2 separate regions of the Mus musculus genome follow, and region 1 is linked to region 2. Evidence: chromatin loops called from intact Hi-C (ENCODE). Cell type or tissue: left cerebral cortex. All regions are shown on one strand. Each heading gives the region's core, and the rest is flanking DNA. Links, peaks and the distances in the headings are about the cores only.

Evidence for each region. A loop is a pair of places that touch in the nucleus more often than their neighbours do. Peaks named below come from ENCODE experiments on the same cell type or tissue, not always from the same donor. Only the 100,000 strongest peaks of a DNase experiment are listed, where the experiment ranks them.
Region 1: a loop joins it to region 2, with 3 times the contacts of the local background. A loop is called at or near these places in 1 of 42 quality-filtered maps.

The regions. Positions count from the first base shown.
Region 1 is chr7:123,978,901-123,985,183 of GRCm38, reverse strand. It overlaps Hs3st4 (heparan sulfate (glucosamine) 3-O-sulfotransferase 4), which reads right to left and starts at 2,356. Exons shown (of 2, transcript NM_001252072.2): 1 at 1,291-2,356. The coding sequence starts at 2,003. It overlaps Gm26974 (a long non-coding RNA gene), which reads left to right and starts at 1,730. Exons shown (of 4, transcript XR_003946874.1): 1 at 1,730-1,859; 2 at 5,663-5,730. In left cerebral cortex, for the core only: no CTCF peak of the experiment used is centred there; DNase peaks (open chromatin) are centred at 1,798, 2,478, 2,898, 3,477 and 2 more places; H3K4me3 peaks cover 2,536 bases; H3K27ac peaks cover 1,209 bases.
Region 2 is chr7:124,125,697-124,131,979 of GRCm38, reverse strand. The region is part of intron 1 of Hs3st4 (heparan sulfate (glucosamine) 3-O-sulfotransferase 4); the gene reads right to left. Among named protein-coding and RNA genes, the nearest start is that of Gm25759, 17 kb to the left of the region's middle. In left cerebral cortex, for the core only: a CTCF peak has its summit at 2,808 (motif pointing left); a DNase peak (open chromatin) is centred at 2,804.

The DNA.
Region 1 (6,283 bases), core at 663-5,662, 150 kb after region 2:
CTGTTTTATGTTTTGATAGGAAGGGACTGTTTGAAGCCTCCTAAAATATCCCAATTAGTTCTTGCTGTTGAAACAGACAAGACATTAACAGACACACTCCCTGTCTCAGTGTGATGTGCTGGAATGTTTATGGCTCGGTGTACTTCTCTGCAGCTTTTAAGGCACAAGACAATTTTTTTCAAAAGTGGGAGAAAACAGTCACAACACACATGCTTATTACGTATTCCCAAAATAATGGCCCAAACTTTTCCCAGGCTGTAATCTAAACCCAGGAAGCATGTCTCTTCCACAGGAAAGCAACCCTGTCACAGGACATTTTACCTATTGGCTCTGTGGAACTGATAGCATCGCTTCAGCGGACAAGGGCTCTGTTTCTGTTTGACAGTTGCAATTAATTATTGAAATGTGATCGAGATGGGGCCACCCGTCCAGATCTGTTATCCAGAAAGATATGAAGAGGGAGGAAAGAGGAGGGACAAGAGAGAAAGGGGCTTGCATTCTGAGCATGTGCACGCACCAATGTTGTTTTAATGTCGGGGCTGGCAAGAAAGACAGATAATCGCTATCTGACCTGCACTTAACTTTCTCCTGCTCCTTTCCTCCCTCGCAGTTCCAACACCTGATGGTGTCCTGTCAGAAAGAGGTATATAACTCCCAGCAGAAGTAACTCCAGTCTGTCTCCAAGGATGCTCAAATTAGAAGGATCTCTGCACAGGGCACAGACATACTTATAGCACCAACTGGTATCTAGACACCTAGGCTCCTGATACTAAATCAACCCAGTGTTCATTCAGCCAAGAGGAACATAAAGTTACAGAGGTAGGAAATAGCCAAAGCGCCTACACCGTCTTTTTTTTTTTTTTTTAACTGTTCATTTTGCTCTGACCTTAAAACACTGAAGTTGGATTCCAGCCACACAAACGCTTTTGAGGGCGCTTTAGATTGATTCCTGGGGATCTCAAAGCTCGTCGTCAATTTAGCTCTCCTGTCTCATTCCTCCGCTTGTTCTCAACTAGAAGCCCAGCGCCCTGTATTGGCCTGGATTGGGAAACACCCCACAGACAGGCGGGAGAGCTGGGGATTCCCAGATTTGAAGCCTGGTAGTTCTCCAAGGCACCTGCTCCTCCCCTTTCCCAGAAATAAAGTGATCTTTTAGCTGGAGTCCTGTTCTCTCATCTGTACCGGGACTCTGCGCAAACAGGCCAGGGCTCCCACTGCCCTCCCCTGGATGCTCTGGCTATGGGCTCTCGGGACCCCTTATGCGTCTGGCACTCCGCAGCAGCCTCCTACCTGTACCATTCCAGCCCCTTCTCGTAGTTCCTGTCGAAGAAGTGCGGCTCTACGCCCACTGCCCTTACGTCCGGGTGGACTCGGATAGCCTCCAGCAGCGCGCGTGTCCCTCCTTTCTTGACCCCGATGATCAGTGCCTGGGGCAGCTTCTTCTCCCCATAATCAGGGGTGCTGGCGGGGCCCCGTTCCGCACTCCCGTTGGCCGCCCTCCGGCCTTCCAGCTCCTCGGCTGCGCCTGGCTCCTGCGCCCCGCGCCCCAACAGCGCGTCCTGCTCTGTGACCGCGTCTCCGGGGGCAGGCGGGCTCCTGGGCCAGGCGTCCCGAGCACCGCCGCCGCTCGCCAGTCCCCAGCCGTCGGCCGCAGGAGTCGTGAAGCGCTCGGGGGGCTCGGGCGGTGGCCCGCGGCTCGCGTTGTCCGGCGGCGGCGAGGAGGCGCCGGGGCGCACGCGGGGAGGCGGCAGCGAGGGAGACAGCAGGCTCGGCGGGGGCTCCGCGGCGGATCCCGGGGGCTCCTGCAGCGCCAGCGGGAACTGCAGCGAACCCGAGCCGCCCAGCAGGCTGTAGCACAGGTAGGTGACGGACAGGGACAGGGTGCACATGAAGAGCAGCTTGCGCGCCGGCGGCCCCTTAGTGGAGGCGCCGGGCAGCAGCGGCGGCGCGGCGAGCGGCGGCGGCGGCGGCGGAGGCGGAGGCGGTGCGGGCCACCGGGCCATCGCGGCTCCCGGCTCGCGGCGGCGGCGGCCCCCGGCGCTGCCCGGACATGGTTTCAGCCGCCGCCCCCGCCGCCGCCGCCGCCGCCGCCCAGCCGCCCCGGCTGCATGGAGCGACGCCGCTGCGCCCCCGGCCCTGGCTGCCGTCCCGCTGCGCCGGGGACAAGCCCGGACGCATGGCCCCCTCCCCTCGCGAGCCCCCGCCGCCCCCCTCAACCTCAGGCCAGGAGCCCGAGGGGGGCGCCTAGTCGCGGCGGCACCTGCTCCGTGCGCAGCGCCCCGCTCTCCCCGCGCTGCCGCGGCTACCGCTCCCGCAGCCCCGAGTTCCTTCCCTGCTGCTAACTTTCTGCCGGGAGAGAGGACCGGCGCCGAGGGGCGGAGGCGAGGGGGCCGGGCGCGCGCCCGCCGCCGCCCGGGGAAGGAGGGGTGCGCCTCGCGCGTGCCTGCGGAGGGGGTGCGCGAGAGCGGAGGCGTGCGCCAAGGCTGGGGCGCCCGGGAGAGCGGAGATCCCGGCCCCCGCCAGCCGCCGCCAAGCGCGCGCGGAGGACCTCGCCCCGCCCTAGCGCTGCGCTCCCACGGGAGTCGGAGGTGTCCGCGCTCGCCAGCGTTCGCTCCAGACTCTTGGAGGGAATTGTAACCCAGAGCTGGCCTGGACCGTCCTGCGCTGGAGAAGCTGAGATCCTAGCAGTGACAAGTTCCCCCAGGTCTCCTCCGATGGGACTCTGAGAAAACTCAGCCCATTTCTGACTGTCTCTTCCCTAGCTTTCTCCTGCCTTGCTTTCTGATGCAGTTCTTTCCCCACCCCAACTTCCACCTCCCCAGCCTTATCTTTGAGGCTCCTGATGGGTGGAGCTTTGACACAGACCCCAAGGTTTCCCAGACTAGAAGCTTTTGCCCCTGCCTTTTCACCCAGAGACTGTACTTTCTGCTGGGAGATGGCGCTGTCCCCTACCGGGTCCCTTTAACCACAGGTGCACCCACCTGTGCCCTGTGGGAGGCACTGCGGGCTAAGGGAGCTTGGGGTTCCCTGAGCTGACACAGACTGGGGTCCTCATCCCTCCAAACACCAAATAAGCAGAGGGATGTCTGCGTGTCACTTCACTGAATATTTTAGGTGCCTGTGCTTAGCAGAGAGATTTCCATCCCTCCTCTCACTCGGTGGTATTAAAGGCTTTGCGAGATTCTAAAGTGGACTGGTTTGTTGTAGCCTTTAGCGCAGGAGAAGGGGAAGATGGAACCTAGAACTGGGGGAGCGTCCATCTAGGGAGGCTCTCAGGAGCCCTTCTTCGTGAGTACTGGCACTGGCTCTAATGTGCTCTACCCTGCTAGGCACAGTTAGCTGGTTACCCAGACTATCAGCTTTCTCCCTCTTCTGCTGCAGAGGCTGGCTTCTCCTGTTCTATTTGATCTCATAATGGGAACAATAGTTGAAAGAAAATGTATATAATGTCTAAATATTAACAAGATACCTAGTGCCAAAGAGAGGAAAAATGTTAATCAAATATGACGAAGACCGGGGACTTTTCCCTGGGTGAACAAAAGCTCGCTGCTGCTCTCAGCTGGACATGAGTCTTCCACACCGCAGCTTCGGTTCAGATAAAGATTATTCCTTTATAATACATTTTTTATGGTACACAGGAGACTCTGAAATACGGAGTCTGGTGTCCTGTAAATCACCCCCTGTAACTAGCGATGCTTTTCTTCAACCACCACACAACTCCATTACTGTAATGTTAATGGGAAGGACCAGCTGAAGCTGACAGAAATGCCACTTCATCCAGCCCTCCTTCAACTCCAAGTGCAGCTGTCAGATAGGAAGTTCGGTGTCTGCTAATGTTGCCACTGCCTCGGGTTGGACTTCTTTTGCTAGCTAGGGCACTAGGATGCTGAAGCCAGAGCCTTGCTGCTCTTGACCCCCAGTTCTCAGACTCTCTCGGTTCTCGGCAGTCAAAACAGACCTGCCCTGTATGCAGTTCTCACTAAAGATGTGTTCTCAGACTTGGGAAACAAATTTTTTTCATAAAATGGTGTTAAAATGTAGCCCAGAAAGGGCAAGCTGATAGTAGATATCTGGCAGGCAGCAGGAAGAAGGGAAAATGTTTAAATCGACTCCAAATGGTTGAAAACTGCAGACTTTCCCTGGAGGATCAGTCTACTTACTGATTCTGAATACCCAACTCTCTTAGTTGGAGTTTCCACTGCTGTGAAGACACACCATAACCAAGGCAACTCTTACAAAGGACAACATTTAATTGGGGCTGGCTTATAGGTTCAGAGGGTCAGTCTATTATCATAAATGTGGGAGCACGGCAGCGTCCAGGCATACATAGGGCTAGAGGAGCAGAAAGTTCTACATTTTGATCCAAAGGCAGACAGAAGACTGGCTCCCACGTGGCTAGGGGGAAGGTCTTAAGGCCTACCCCCACTGAGACACACTCCCTCCAACAAGGCCACACCTACTCCAACAAGGAGACACCTCCTAATAGTACCACTCCCTGAGCCAAGCACATACAAACCACAACTAAGCCTGAAAACTCAGATCTAGAACTCAGGCCTTCCAGAAGAGCCTACAGGCTCTGTGTTTTCCCCTGTCCATCTGGGTTGTGCCTGCACATTTATGACTCTTATCTGAGAAATCTTGTCAGGAAGATTTCTCAGGATCCCTTTTCTTTCTGATACCTAAAAGAATGACATCAAAACAAACAAACAAACAATGAATGACATCTTATTGGTCAAACACCATGTCCAAGAAGTGATGGGGAAGAGGCATGCATTCTCTCTCTCTCTCTCTCTCTCTCTCTCTCTCTCTCTCTCTCTCTCTCTCTCTCTCTGTGTGTGTGTGTGTGTGTGTGTGTGTGTGTGTGTGTGTGTGTTCTGTTTCTTAGAGAGAAACTCTGTGCAATCTATACTGAGGTAGTTGCATGCTTCTCTATATAAAAGGGGTCCCTGAGAACATGTCCTTAAGAAACTTAGAATAAAAAGATGCTATGTAGAGAGAATGCCAACTCCAAGCTGCAATGCCCACTGGGTCTGGAGAGGAGAAGTAGGATTGTGTTTTGTTTCCACTGCCAACATCCGTGCTCACTCAGGCCTATCTGAGTTTTCACAGCTTTCTCCCAACGCATCTCCAGGCCTCCCAACACCTCATTTCTATTCATCCTAGGCAGCAATAGCAAGTGGATCAATGCCCCTGAGGAATGCTTCTCGCCTCTGTTAATGCCCTTTTTGGATCTTTCCCTAACTAATAAACTTCAACCTCTTTCCTTTGGAAGTCTCACCTTTCATGCACCCCACAGCCCTGCCTGATAAGTGTGGTCTCAATTTCTATGATGATACTGTATTATGCTTTTGCATCTTCAGGTGACAGAATCAAGACACACCTTACTAGTAACCTTAGTTACTAGTTAATAGCTTCCGAGCAGATTTTTTTTTTGCATACTTTCTATGTAGTTAAATAAAGAATGATAAGAGTCACCTGAATTTTTTTTTAAGGATTGAATTGAATTAGCTAACATATGCAAAAGATACCTGGCTGTGTGCCTGATGTGTGGTGGCCAGCAATAATTAGTTGGATCTAAATTTTGGCTCAGAACCTGCCTGCTTCTTTTCCTATTAAAATGTTGTCCCTGAAAAATGTATGCATGCCCTTGCTTCTATCCCAGTCCACAGAGTTCACTGAAGTGTAACTTCCTAAACTGCTGAGAACATGACAGCTGTGACTCAAAGCCTGGTGAGTAGACACTATCTCTGAGTCACTTGAACTGTGGTTTTCTGGACATTTTAAAAAGAAAAATACCAGAAGGATTTGGGGGAGGGGTAGTTGTTTAATTGAAGAGATTTTTTTTTTAAGTAAGCAGCAATAGTCAGGAGAATGTCTAATAGTCATTATTCTCCAGACACTGTCCACCCTCCTTGTGGGAACATGGAAGGGATGTGATTTTCTGGATTCCTTCCAGAACATGTGGCCATGGAATGTTCTAGCTACTGAAACACAGCCTGATCAGAAGGAAGGACATCCCTTCTAGGTAGAAGCTCAGAGACACAGTCCTATAGGCAACTGTGGAAGAAGCAGATGGAGCTCCTTCAGAAGAATACAGACCCAGTGACATGCATACAACCAAGGCATAATCCTGCATGAGTCTTAACATGAAAGACGTAGGGCTTGCTTGTTATAGCAGCACAACCCAGACTGTCTGACTGATTACAGTCCACATACTCATTTTGATTTGACTTTCATTGGCTCTAGCTCAGGAGGACTCTAGCTTGTCATACCTAGAGAAACC
Region 2 (6,283 bases), core at 620-5,619:
GTTAAGAGCGGCCCAGATGGAACATGGTGAATTATAATTTGGGGTTATAGATTCTAATAGCTTAGAGGGTAGATATCTGCCCAGCTCTAGTGTTGATTAAGGCTTATTATAAGTTAAAAAAAAAAAAAGAAGCAGATTGAAGAAAGCCTCTGCTGTTTGAACGTATCAGTAATTGCCCAATATATTAACATAAGCTCAGATCTTTGCGTGTAAAATGCTTATATTCCTCAATACTGCAAGTACTTCGCTAAATCTACCAGAAATGGTCCACAGTGCCTTGTGTAATTTACAAATCTAAGCCAAGGCTTCCAGACTCCCTGAGGTGACCTTTTCTTCAACAAAAGGCAACCTCATCTGAGCCACTTCCCTGCACGGTGGAAAGAGCAGGCTCTGCAGCTGGACTTGCCATATGACGGAGAGTCCAAAATGTCAAGGAGCCATTGACTCTGGAGTCTGTGCCAATGCAGAGCAAATATGGGTTCTTGCCGCGGTGGAGCTGGGCTCAGCCCCAAAGTGCCAGATGGTTCTGAGTGCTCAAGAATAAAGCCATCTGCAGAGCAACGCCTTCTACGGCTGTTACAATTTGTACTGATTACTAGCCTTCATCAGAATGTCTTTAGGATGCTTACCCACCAGTAATCCTGTCCCCTTCGTCACAGCTCTGAATTGAGGACCACATTTTTGCTTATAAGAACAGGACAAGCATATTGAATAAATATTCCCCACGCCACCCACTGATGCATGTCTTAATCTATATTATTCCACCTACATAGGAAACTCATAGACTAGATGATGATTTAGACCCTGCTTGGAACACAAGAGGCTATATGACATTGACCCTAGTTTGGAATTTGGCTGAAGGATTAAACATTATGAGAATTAAATACAAAGTTTATTTGGCTAATTATGATTGCTGCTCCCCACCCCACCCCCCACTCAAATCCTACTTGACCACAAATGGCTCATGAACTGAATCCGGCACAAATTCAACCATGTACAAATATTTGGGTGCAGCTCGCAACCACAAAGGTTTCGTGTTATTTATTTAAGCCAAGCTGGGGAGATGAGTGACAGTTTACACTGGGTGCTACTCTTTATTGCATCAATGGTAGCCCTAGTAGGTTGATACATTATTTCTTTACAGCACTCAAAGCATTAATGTACTAATAAAATGAGTTAATGACCCATTTCAAAATGCCCTTTATGGAAAAAAACTTTTTTTCTATTCCAAAAAAAAACTGATATTACATTATTTTTACCATTATCATATGATAGAACCTGATAACATGAGAACCCTAGGCTGCTAGGAAGTTACATAGTGACCAACAATCTATTTGTTATTGCTTTAAAAACAAACAAAACAAAAACAAAACAAAACAAAAATCCTACAAACTGTCAAGATTCTAGCCTGATTCCACAGGTCCACACTGTGTGGATTACAACTGGCCTCTTTTTGAAATAGTCAGAGAGAATCTTGAGCCCACTGAAATTTCTACAGCAATAACCAAAGCTTTCTGCCAGATATGTGTAACAACTGGTTTCTCAAAAACCCTTTTCAGGACATTTGTGTCAGAGGAATTTAAAGGAAGGGAGGCAGGCACCTGACCTCTACAGTCTCTGTTACGTACCAGTGTGCTATCAGGCATGAGCAGATGGTCAAAGATGCCCTGCCATGTTGTAAGAGAAAAGAACTGAAAATAATGTGTAGGTTTGCATTGATCAGTGTGCATAGTGTTACTCAGCGGATCAATCTGAACCCACCGTGGGGTCACAGCACAGAGATGCTGTATGGTGGAACTGTTAATCAGACAGTCTCATCTCTGCCTGTACTTTCTGCTTTAAAACCATTAGTGTTGGTCTTTATGTAGGGGATTGAATCCGCCTTAAAAGAGTCCAGTGCAATTCCATCAAAGTAGATGCTTTCTGGCTTTTGTGGCCATACCCTTGCCTAGAAAATTAGATGTTCCCCCAGAAGGAGCATGTCAAAGGCAGGACAGCCTATCCAGACCCTCGTGTGGTTGACTAGACTCCCATTTAACACTTTATCACACAGTAAACACTGCAGGGCTGTATATGCTGGTCAGCAAGGCCCCTGAATTTGTATAAACACTGGAACGCAGCGCCATGCTTCAGAAACTGCTTCTTTGTAACAGAGGTAGAAGGACAGAGCTCACCGACTTACTGAAACTGCTGGCTGCCAGAGGGTGCAGGGTCGCTTGCCTTTGCCTGTTAATCTGTCCTCATGCCTAGCTGAGGAAGCACAGCAGATTCTCCTAAACGGATACAACTATTCAAAAATTCTTTTTTTAAAAAAATGGGGAGAGAATAGAGTAACAATCTCATTATTTGCCTCTGAGTGGCAATGTATGATTTCTCTGCCAGACAGAGGGTCACCTGTAGAAAGGGAAGAGGTTTTCTTTTGTGAGGTTTTATGTGATGCCCTGATCCTATCAGATATTTCTTCCCAAACAGCTATATTAATAATGAAGTGATCTGTTCCCTGCATTCTATAGTACATTAGGTCTGTTCTGAGAGGTTAATCTTTAAAGACTATTTAAAAGGATCAATACCAATGCAGATATAGACAGAAGCTGGATTTACATGTCTGATAGTTGGACTTCAGAGCCTTTTAATGCAGGCTATTCCTGCACTCTAGCTAGGCTTGAGAGCACAGTGCTTGCTGTTACCTGACACTTCAGAATGAGTGGGTTCCTCAACCTGCTAGATCCCCCAACCAAAGACTTAATTTCACAGTGCCAAGGCCAAGTCTTTCCTGTTTTATTTATGTAGAATAGTGACACCTAGTGGTTGGGACAGCAAATCCACGAAACAGAATTCTTTAGTGGCAACACCCACTCTTCCCTGGGATTAAAACAAAAAGAATCCCCTAAGGGGTTTGACCCTCTTCTTGGGCAAGCAATAAGGCACCCAATGATACATGCTGAAGAATAACCTCGCTGAGTTAGACTTCTCCAGATACCCTGGAAAAAAATGGAAAGCTAGAATCATGCCCAAGAAAGGGAGGATCCATGGGAACTATGGAAGGATGAACAGGTATTGGTGTTCTAAAAAAAGAAGTAGGAACCAGTGGGGCCACCACAGCTTCTAAGTAGTCAACTGAGGACATGTGAGGCTTGTCCAAAGACTGTGGATAAAACTGCATGCTGAGGATATTGTATCAATAATGAAGATGGAAAATGGGCTGCGAAGATGAATCACAATCAAACATTCCCTCCGCTCTGTCTTTAGGCTGTGGATCCTGAGAGCTGAAAACTATTATCCTTCCCTTCTGTTAGAGTCAGCTACATCTGTCTGACAAATGCCAGGTGCATAGTAAATGCTGAGTAAGAAGGGGAAAGGGAGGGAGGGAGGTAAGGAAGGAGGAAAGGAAAGAAGGGGCAAGGGAAAGATGGAAGGAGGGATGGAGAGAGAGAGGGGGAAGGAGGGAGGGCGGGAGAGGGAGAGAGAATATAAATCAGGGCAGATAAGTACGACTTCTGGGAAGACTAGGCTACATCAGATAAGAAATGCATTCCACTGAGCTAAGGCAGCTTTTAGCAAACTGGATGTAGGTAAACAGTGATGGTAACATAGTTGATAACCACCATTCAAAGTTATTCCTCCATTAGCACCATCATTTAGTGTGGAGACAAAACACAGAGAGGAGCTGCAGAATTGATGGTAACTCAGATTACCTGGCTCCAGAGTCCTGTTCCTTCCCACCCTGATATACATTGTAATAAAGGAGGTCAAGTTCAAGAGGACTCCATTGGATCAGAGAGGCAAATCAGGACCCTCCTACAGGGGTTCTGCTACACAGGGAGCCTGTAGTTAAAAGTCACATAGCATCTCAGATAGGTCCAGGAAGGCATGAAGCCCTTCCCCATCCTACTGACAATGGACTTTTATAAATTTAACATATATTATATGAGAAAGATCTCCCTCTGCTCATTTCTCTCTATTTTATGTCTACTAATATGACAAGTTTATTTTTACTAATTATCTTAATAATAAATATTTGTGGGATACAGAGTAAAGAATCAGATACATATAATTTGATAAATTAGGAACACTAACAATTTTGTGCATATACATTTAACTATCACGTTTACCCTGCAAATATTCATGATACTTATGGGATAACATAAACTGTACTTTTTAAGACAGGTTATTACTTTGTCATCCAGGCAACTTCACGTTGTTGATGGAGCCCAGGCTGATGAGAAATGTAGGACCCTCCTCCCACAGCTTTACAAATTCTGGGATTAAAAAAAAAGTGTGCCAGCATGCCTGGCTGAAAAATATGTTTTAAGGAGAAGAGGAAATTATAAATACTTCTAGGTCTTTTAAAGAACAAGATCCTATCATATCCTAAGAGGTCTTCAGCACTGTCTGATGTGTGGAACCAATTATTTCTTTTCTCATATTCTCTCAGCAACAACCATTTAAATCCAAGATCAAACACATGCCAGGGCAGGCCCTAAGCCTGGATGCAGGAGAGTCAGGATTTTTGTTTAGGTTTTGCCTTGTTGGTTTTTATTTGTATTTTTCTTGTTTGTTTATTTGTTTATTTGTTTGTTTGGGGTGGGTTTGGTTTTCTTTTAAGAGAGACAGACAGACAGACACACAGAGGGAGAGAGAGAGAGAGAGAGAGAGAGAGAGAGAGAGAGAGAGAGAGAGAGAGAGAGAGAATGTGAAGTCGGGTGTTAAGGAGGTGTGAAGGACCTGTGAGGAGCTGTAGAAGAGAAAAAATATGACCAAAATGTATTCTATGAAAAATTCTTAATTTTAAAAAAAATAGTAAAGAAATAATTTCCATCTAAGTCCGTAACACCAGCTTGGAATGCCTTCCTGGTGTCTTGATCTAAATAAGAGAGCAACAAATGCCAGGCACAGGCTCACATGTGGGGTTTGCACTGGTGTGTCATCTGAACATGACGGGAGAGGAAAGGGATCCAGTGAGCTTTTGTGACCCAACAATACTGTGAAAATAAAATATTTTTGCCTTCCCTAAATGAAGTCAGCTAAGAAGAAAACCAGATATCAAGTGCCATTCAAAAACTCCCCCAAACTACAGAGTGAAGAAACCTCCCATGATGGCCTGAATGGAAAACACTTGAGAAGAGTTAGGGAAAGAAGAGTCCTAAGCCAGAAAGTGAGCACTAGCCATTAGCTTCTATAAGGAATCCCTCATTCTTTCACTTCCTCAATTGATGATGATGATGAACAGCTGTTGTCCTAGGTAGGCCAACCATTGCTATACTAAAACACCCTGACCAAAACCTACTTGATCCATGGCATACTCCAAACCTGTTGTTAGTCAGGACAGGAACTCGACCAGGGAGGAAGCTGGAGGCAGGAATTGATGCAGAACTCATGAAGGAGTTCTGCTTACTGGCTTTCCCTTCATGGTTTGCTCAGTCTGCTTTCTTATAGCATCCAAGACCATCTCTTCCAGGAGGACACCTCCCACAGTGAGCTGAGCCCTGACACATCAATCAAGAAAATGTCCCATAGATCTGCCCACAGTCCAATGTGGTGGGGGCATTTTCTCAACTATGATTCCCTCTTTCCAAATGTCTCTAGTTTGTGTCAAGTTGAAAAAAAAAAAAAACAAACCAATCAGCACAGCTGTCTAACACATTAGAGACACCTAGAGTCTCCACGTCTCCTTAGTTATAAATGGTAGGGGCTTCTTTAATCTGAATTCCCCCTACATTGGTTATACCTGGCTATATTCCGGGTCTAGTGTAATTTAGCATTTACCGTCCATGGCACCTCTGGGCCTGGATCACCTCCTGAGTGATGCTCTTTTTCATTTCTATGCTGACAAACACACTGTTTCAACTGTCGTTTAAACAGCCAGTTCAAAGTCTACTGTTATTTTAACTCCATATTGTCAAACAGGTGGATTTATAAATGTGTTACCTGAAGGAAACGTTCCCCCAAATAGCAGAAGCATAGACTTTATTTATTTATAATTATTTGTTAGATTTGTACAAATGTTCCTGTTGCTAGAAAGCCTCTGGCTAAATACAAATTAAAACACTTTTGAATGTAGTGAAGACAGCAGTGGCGTCGTTTTAATTACCCATTGGGGGACGCCAGGCAGCAGCGATGTATTCATTTCCTTCTTTGCTTGTATAATGTGGCTGTCTGCTTAGGGATATGAACCTCCTGTCTGCTTGCTGATGACACAGACTGCCTGGCCACATAATCCATCTTTATGTGATTCCAGCACACAAGTGCACTGAGCACATGAGCAGAGGGCCAAAAAACAACA